Linked DNA regions of Homo sapiens: regions 2 and 3 are each linked to region 1. A link is an interaction called in ENCODE POLR2A ChIA-PET data of the cell type or tissue named here. Cell type or tissue: PC-9. All regions are shown on one strand. Region 1 overlaps HEXIM2-AS1 (HEXIM2 antisense RNA 1). Region 2 holds the start of C1QL1 (complement C1q like 1). Region 3 overlaps ARHGAP27 (Rho GTPase activating protein 27).

The links. ChIA-PET counts read pairs that join two places held together with the same protein. Peaks named below come from ENCODE experiments on the same cell type or tissue, not always from the same donor. Only the 100,000 strongest peaks of a DNase experiment are listed, where the experiment ranks them.
Region 2: POLR2A ChIA-PET joins it to region 1 with 14 read pairs; 9 of 35 experiments call an interaction of 5 or more read pairs at or near these places.
Region 3: POLR2A ChIA-PET joins it to region 1 with 41 read pairs; 8 of 35 experiments call an interaction of 5 or more read pairs at or near these places.

The regions. Positions count from the first base shown.
Region 1 is chr17:45,154,308-45,156,807 of GRCh38, forward strand. The region is part of intron 2 of HEXIM2-AS1 (HEXIM2 antisense RNA 1); the gene reads right to left. Among named protein-coding and RNA genes, the nearest start is that of HEXIM2-AS1, 6.0 kb to the right of the region's middle. In PC-9, no CTCF peak of the experiment used is centred here; DNase peaks (open chromatin) are centred at 904 and 1,374; H3K4me3 peaks cover 661 bases; H3K27ac peaks cover 1,433 bases.
Region 2 is chr17:44,967,140-44,969,639 of GRCh38, forward strand. C1QL1 (complement C1q like 1) reads right to left here and starts at 1,164. Exons shown (of 2, transcript NM_006688.5): 1 at 313-1,164. The coding sequence starts at 909. RefSeq lists a silencer at 1,095-1,454. In PC-9, no CTCF peak of the experiment used is centred here; a DNase peak (open chromatin) is centred at 1,252; H3K4me3 peaks cover 493 bases; H3K27me3 peaks cover 635 bases.
Region 3 is chr17:45,424,280-45,426,779 of GRCh38, forward strand. The region is part of intron 4 of ARHGAP27 (Rho GTPase activating protein 27); the gene reads right to left. Among named protein-coding and RNA genes, the nearest start is that of ARHGAP27, 7.3 kb to the right of the region's middle. RefSeq lists enhancers at 1-448, 1,193-1,763. In PC-9, CTCF peaks have their summits at 1,663 (motif pointing left) and 1,863; DNase peaks (open chromatin) are centred at 892 and 1,522; H3K4me3 peaks cover 1,928 bases; H3K27ac peaks cover 1,897 bases.

The DNA of each region.
Region 1 (2,500 bases):
CTGGAGTTAAGAGACCAGCCTGACCAATATGGAGAAACCTCATCTCTACTAAAAATACAAAATACAAAATTAGCCGAGCATGGTGGCAGGTGCCTGTAGTCCCAGCTACTTGAGAGGCTGAGGCAGGAGAATGGCATGAACCCGGGATGCGGAGTTTGCAGTGAGCCGAGATCGCCCCATTGTGCTCCGGCCTGGGCAACAGGAGTGAAACTCAGCCTCAAAAAAAAAAAAAAAAAAAGGCCGGGCGCAGTGGCTCACGCCTGTAATCCCAGCACTTTGGGAGGCCGAGGCAGGCAGATCACCTGAGGTCAAGAGTTCCAGACCAGCCTGGCCAACATGGTGAAACCCTGTCTCTACTAAAAATACAAAAATTGGCCAGGTGTGGTGGCTCACGCCTGTAATCCCAGCACTTTGGGAGGCCAAGGCGGGCGGATCACGAGGTCAGGAGATCGAGACCATCCTGGCTAACATGGTGAAACCCCGTCTCTACTAAAAATACAAAAAATTAGCTGGGTGTGGTGGCGGGCGCCTTTAGTCCCAGCTACTCGGGAGGCTAAGACAGGAGAATGGCGTGAACCCGGAAGGCAGAGCTTGCAGTGGGCCGAGATCACACCACTGCACTCCAGCCTGGGCAACAGAGCGAGACTCCGTCTCAAAAACAAAAACAACAACAAAAAAACACAAAAATTAGCTGGGCATGGTGGTGGGTGCCTGTAATCCCAGCTACTTGGGAGGCTGAGGCAGGAGAATCACTTGAATCCGGGAGGCAAAGGTTGCAGTGAGCCAACATCACGCCACACTGCACTCCAGCCTAGGTGGCAGAATAAGACTCTGTCTCAAAAAAAAAAAAAAAAAAAGCTTTTTTTTTTTTTTTAAAGAATTGGGGTTTCAACAGGCCCGGTGACTCACACCTGTAACCCTAGCACTTTGGAAGGCCAAGGTGGGCAGAATCCTTGAGCTCAGTAGTTTGAGACCAGCCTGGGTAACATAGTGAAACCCTGTCTCAAAAAAAAAAAAAAAGTTGAAAAAAAAAAAAAAAGATGGGGTCTCCCTCAGTTGCCCAAGCTAGACTGCAGTGGCGCTATCATATCTCACTGCAGCCTCAAATTCCTGGGCTTGAGTGATCCTCCCACCTCAGGTTCCTGAGTAGCTGGGACTAAAGGTGGATACCAACACACCCCGCTGATTTACCTACATTGAACAGGGGGCTTTGATGATAAATGAACCCCAAGCCCACTCTAGCCTTTCACTTAAGTCCTCTGTCAAGCATTTTAACTGAGCTGCTCAAAAGACCAGGCTTACAAATTAGCAATTTCAGTTTGTTCCCTTTTTCCTACTGGGGCCTAGGTATTCAATCAGGAAAAACTGCTTCTCAAACTGACACAGCTAGCTGGACAGCTTTTCTTAGAGCCCTCAGGAGACAGGGTCCTCTAGACTTCAGAGTTTTAGGAGAGAGAGCCAGGGAGTTCCAGATTGGTTTAGTTCTGAAAAACAGACTAAGTATCTCTAAAGAGGGGAAGCATAATAAAGATTAGACAGGCCAGGCGCAGTGGCTTCATGCCTGTAATCCTAACACTTTGGGAAGCCAAGGCAGGAGGGTCACTTGAGCTCAAGCACTTGACACCAGCCTAGGCAACACAGTTACCAACACAGGCAACATAACCAGCCTCGTCTCTATTAAAAAGTAAATTTAGGCCAGGCATGGTGGCTCACGCCTGTAATCCCAGCACGTTGGGAGGCCAAGGCAGATGGATCACTTGAGGTCAAAAGTTCGAAACCAGCCTGGCCAACATGGCAAAATCTCGTCTCTATTAAAAATACAAAAATTAGCCAGGCATCGTGGCGGGTATCTGTAATCCCAGCTACTCGGGAGGCTGAGGCAGGACAATTGCTTGAACCTGGGAGGCAGAGGTTGTAGTGAGCCGAGATCGCGCCACCGTACTCCAGCCTGGGCAACAGAGCAAGACTTTGCTTGGAGAAATGTAAATAAATATACTCTGCCCTAATGACTGCAAAAGTTAAAGAAACCAAAGAGGGACTCCACAGACTTAAACAACAAAACCCACAACCAAATACTCTACCTACTTAAGGGCTGGCTATATTTAGTCAAGCATTAGGTAATGCATCAGTTCTTCCCTTGATCACTTATACCCATAACAGCTAGCAACAAATATTCACAACAGTGTGGTGGAAAAGTTGGTTATAGTTAAAAAGTACTTGAACGTTAAGTACTTAAGTACACTTGAGTTTGTGGGGTTTCGAGGTTTGTTTTTTTGGGGGAAGTACTATTTCTCACATTTGCACAACATCACTGGAATAACAATTCCACTTTATTATTCTTTCTCAAGCAAAGTGTAAATGGTTGAGGCTAGAAATAAAAAGTTATTTTTTTAAAAAAAGAGAATGTTGCCAGGTACGGTGGCTCACGCCTGTAATCCCAGCACTTTGGGAGGCCGAGGCGGGCGCATCACAAGGTCAAGAGATCGAGACCATCCTGGCC
Region 2 (2,500 bases), 190 kb before region 1:
CCCCCAAGGGCAAGTCCGTGCACCTGGGAGCCCTGCGCTCTGACTAGTTGGGTTCATTTCCCGCATTTCCAGTAGCGTTCCAGACGGTGCCCAGCAGCGTCTGTCTTGGAGCGGGAACCCAGGAACTGAGGATCGGCGATGTCCGCTGGCTCCGACCATCCCCACACGTGATGACCAAGCGGGGCCGCTGTGGGGTGGGATCTCCACCTGCGTCCGCCTGGCGCCCCCGCCAACTCCGATCAGGTACCCATTTGCCCCGGGCTCCCTGGGTGCCCTGGGCCCAGCCCAGCCCCATGCCCCCGCCTGGCCCACCTGGCCATTCTTGCAGAGGTCTGCCCACATACTGGTGCCGTCGCCGCCGCGCATGAGGACATGGTAGGTGAAAAAGTAGGTGCCGGGAATGTTGCACGTAAACTTGCCGCTGGCCGCGTCGTAGTTGTTGCCTAGGTTGGTGACCACGTCGTCAAACTTGAGTACCTCGTAACCCTCGTGGGGGTTCTTGAGGCCGGCGTAGAAGGCCACGCGCGGCACCGTGGTGTAGGTGGCAGTGCTGATGGCGCCGCTGCCCCCCGCGCCCGGCAGCCCCGGAGGGCCCGGCTTGCCTGGCTCACCCTTCTCCCCCGGCGGCCCCACAGGGCCGGGAGGACCTGGGTCCCCGGGAGGCCCCGGAGGGCCGGGCTTGCCGGTGCGGCCCGGCTTCCCCTGGGGGCCCTGCACCAGCGTGGAAGGCGGGGGCGCGCCGCTCTGCTCGCTCAGGGCGTCGCCGCCGTCGGTCCGCGCGCCGGCGCCGGGGCCCCGCGCGGGGTAGGGGTCGCACACCATGCGGCAGGTGCCCAGCATCTCATAGTGGCCTTCCGGGCCGCCCGAGCTCACCAGCACGGGGATGAGCACCACCAGCACCAGCAGCATCACCACACCCGCGGCGGCCGCTAGCAGCGTCTTTCGGCCCGCGCGGAGCCTGGGGAGCGCCGGGCCGCCCGGCCGCGCCGTCGGGGCAATGGTGCCGGCGGGCAGGGGGCGCGGGCTAGGCGCCCGCGCTCAAGGACGGTCCGGCGGGGCTGCGGGCATGGGGCCGGGCCCGGGGCGCCGCGCTGCGCTGGCTGCGCTGCGGAGCCCAGCCGCCGGCTCCTGCCTCGCGCCTCCCTCCTGCTGCGCTGCCGGACTGAGCGCCGCGGCCGCCGCCTCCCGCCTCCCGCCTCCCGCCTGCAGCCTCCCGCCTGACTCCTCCCGCCTCCTTGAGCCGGGCCACCGCCCCCTCGGCCGGGCCCCGCCCCGCCAGCTCCGCGCGGCTCTGGGCTCTCTAGGGGTGGGGCTGCGGGCGGGGCCGGCGCCTAATTGGGCCGCGGGCGCCTCGAGGTGGGCGGGGCATAAGGGGGCGGGGCCGCGGAGACCCCGGGCGGGAGCAGGGAGAGGAAAGAAGAGACTGAGTACGCGGAGACCGAGATTCGGAAATGGGGTGGGGGCCGGGGTCCGAGAGACCCGAGAGGCGCTCCAAGGGAAGGGGAGAGTAGGGACCAAAATGCGAAAGGGAGAGAGGGCCACAGGGAGAGCTAGAGAGCTCCGAGGGGATCGGGAGAGGAGAGGCTTCGAGGGTCGGTCACCAGGAAAACAGAGGGACTGGGGTCGCGACGGGCCAAGACCCGCAGGGGGCGGAAGCGAGGGGATAGCGCCCAGGTCTGCAGGGGACAAAGAGCGATTGAGGGGAGGACGGAGCGGGGAGCTGGAAGGTAGGATGAGAAAGGGGGTTATGAAGCGAAGAAGAGGATACGGAGGGGACCATTTGGCACTCAGGCCTCGCAGACCACCCGTCTGGGAGATCCAGATATCGGATGAATGCCTGTCCGGGGGCCCAGCGGAGCCAGACGGCAGCCGCCTCCTCCTTTCTGGATCTGACTGTTCCGGGACCCGTCTCCCCCGAGGTGGGGCAGGAGCTTCCAACCCCTCCTCGCCTCTGCCCCTTCCTCACCGAACTGTGGCCAGGCTGCTTTTTCCTGGGCCCTTTTCTTCCATCTCCCTCTGCTCAATCCCTTTACTTCTGCCTCTAGACCAGGGAGAAAAGGGGATCCTAAAAAGGTGGGCACCCCCACGTTATTTCTCCATGCTGACAGATGCAAATACGTCCCTGAGGGGTAACCCCCTTTTCCAGCCTCCAGGATGAGGGGTGGATCTCATCCAGCCCCTCAGCTCCTCCTCCCTCACTCCCCAGCCTCCTCCGCCGCCCCCTAACTCTTCTCCCCATCAGGCTGTGGGAGGCTCTCCTCTTCCTCAAGTGCAGCAAAGTGTTTAGGTTGCATAAACCGAAACGTGTCTGCTTCCATCAAAATATTTGTCACATTATCTGAGGCCCAGGTCGGGCTGCTCCACCGCTCCTCCTTCGCCCTCCTTTATCCGGCCCACCGGGGAGGATTCAGCCATTCGGAGGCGACTGGCCGGCTGCTAAAGAATGACATCCCAGCCTCTCCTCTCCCGAGAGCTACCCCCCGCCGGCTCACACTCTCCC
Region 3 (2,500 bases), 270 kb after region 1:
CAAATTTTAGCAAGAGCACCTCTGTGCCTGTGCCCCAGAGCCCTAGTCCTGGCAGCCCTGTTTCCCCTTCAATATGAACCAACAGCCACTGACCTCTCACTCCCCGGCACAGATCCAGCTCCCAATCTCCCTAACATTCAGGCATGGAGACTCGACCACATCCCTGATCATCAGCTACGCCCTGGTCACGATCATGGACTTTCCCATTCCCCAGGGCCTGGCACTGACCACCCATCCAGGCTGGCATTCAGTACTGATGCCCACCCCTCCCTGTACTGGACGCAGTCAGCTCTAGGAAGGGCAGAGAAAACAGGTCTATGGGAGCTAAGCTATGAGGATGCAAAGGCCTAAGAATGATATAATGGATTTTGGGGACTTGGGAGTGGGGGAAGGGTGGGAGGGGGGTGAGGGATAAAAGACTACACATTGGGTACAGTGCACACCAGTCGGGTGACGGGTGCACCAAAATCTCAGAAATAGCCACTAAAGAACTTATTCACGTAACCAAACACCACCTGCTCCGCAAAACCATTGAAATAAACATTACAAAAAACAGGTCTAGAGTGAGGTCAACTGCTGAGGCCTGGGAAGAAAGTGAGGGGGCAGGTGGGCTTGTCCTGGGGCCCATCGCAGGCCCCTGGGCGCTGAAGGGAGCCAAGGACTAAGAGGTGAGAGCCAGGCACAGGCTCCAGCGAGACCTGAAGAGATCATGGGGCCTGCAGGAGAGCCAGGGGGTGCGGGGGGTGGGCAGGGAGATCTCTGGGTGGACAGCAATGTGGGGTGAGGGTGGGAGGGAGATCCAAGAAGCTGCTGTCTCCTAAGTCAGGTCCTAGGCAGGCAGAGGGGCTCCTGGGACAGCCTGGGGCTGCAGGTGAGTCACCGGGAGGGAACTGGGTCAGGTGTAAAGAAACCAGCAGGGCCACCCCAGGGTGGCTGCCCCACCTGGGGGTTGGGGGTGGGGGGTGCCGGAGGAGGGAGTACGAGCAAGGGGCTAGCTAGAGTCCCTTCAACTTGGCCTCAGCTTCCTGCTGTTACCAACACCCCTTGCCAAAGTCCCCCTAGCTGGCCCCGAAGGGGGACAGGAGGGTCTGTCCCAAGGCCAGTTCCTTTCTCTCAGTCACAGTGGCCTCGGGCTGCCCTTGGAGTTTGTCCTAGGAAGTGGGTGCTGGGCCTGGATCCAGAGGGGAGGGGCCCCCAGATGGGTTTTAGGATTCGGGAAAGGGAGGGGAGAGATTGGGGAAACTGCTGTGGCCACCCCCTAGTCCCCCAGGGGCGAGGACTCACTCAGTTCCCAGTGGAGGAGAAGGAATGAGGGCCCCGGGCTCCTTCCAGTCGGGGCTGCCTGCTCATGTGCGGCGCCTCCGGGGCTGCTTGTATAAGAAGGTGCAGCAGCCCGGCTGGAACTTCCCTCCCAGCGGCCAATGCCCCAGCAGCAGGGGCGGGCTCCAGGCCAGCTCCACCTGCCTGGGCCTTCCCACCTCTGGGCGGGGATGGTGACCGCACCCTGAAATCCCAGAGTCAGGACCAAGGGAAGAGTCTCAGAGGCCCCTTTATTGCACTGGCTTTGGCCTGGCTTCCCAGAGCTCCCTGAGTGGCCTCTTTGTGGGAGAGGAGGAGTCATCCCTGCTTACCTCCCCCGTCTCCCTCTATCCCCTCTCAGAAGGGTTTGCTTCTGCCCTCTCCTGGGCAGCAAAAGAACAGGAGATGTCCCTCCTGGGACATCAACTCTTCCACAACAGGGCTGGGCACGCAGGACGCTCAGAAGAAGGAGCATGTGCCTGCCTTCAGCTTGTACTGTTCTTGTTGAGGGGAACAGGGTGGCCAACCCTAAAGGCCACCAGGCTGAAACTGAACCTGCTGGCCAGGGTGGGGCTTGGGGTCAGGGGGCCTGGAACTGTCCTGAACACAGCCACTTCCTGGCCGTGTGAGCTTCGTCGTGTCACTAAACCTCTCTGAACCTCTGTTTGTACTCAGGGCAAATGGAGGTGCCTACGCCTGCCTTCCAAGCTGCTGGGAGCTTAACCCTGGGTTACAAGCCTTTCAGCAAGAGCCCACAGGACTGTTAGCCCCTTTGGGACTGCATCTTACCACACTTTGTCCCCAGTGTCCAGCACAGTGACCAGCCCACCCCAAGTGCTCAATATGCGCGATTAGAGTGCATGGGGAGTGACAAGGCTGTAAAACACCATCCATGGCAGGAGCTCCTCTGTTCTGGGGGTCCCTGGCCCTGTCTGGTAGCCTGCCCTAAGCCCTGAGCTGCTGCCTGACAGAAGGGCATCCCCACACACTCCCCAGTGCCCCCGTGCCATGCCATCCCCACATCCTGCCCCCTCTGTTCTGCACCCACTTTCTTCTGAGATCCCTTCTCAGCAACAACCTTCTCCCCATCTTTAGCCTCCCCATCTCCTGCCCACCCACCTGAGCCTGGGGACGGTTCCATCCATGACCCTACACCCCCTCTGGCCACACTGTGTCTCTCTCCTTCTGCCCGTTGTCCACA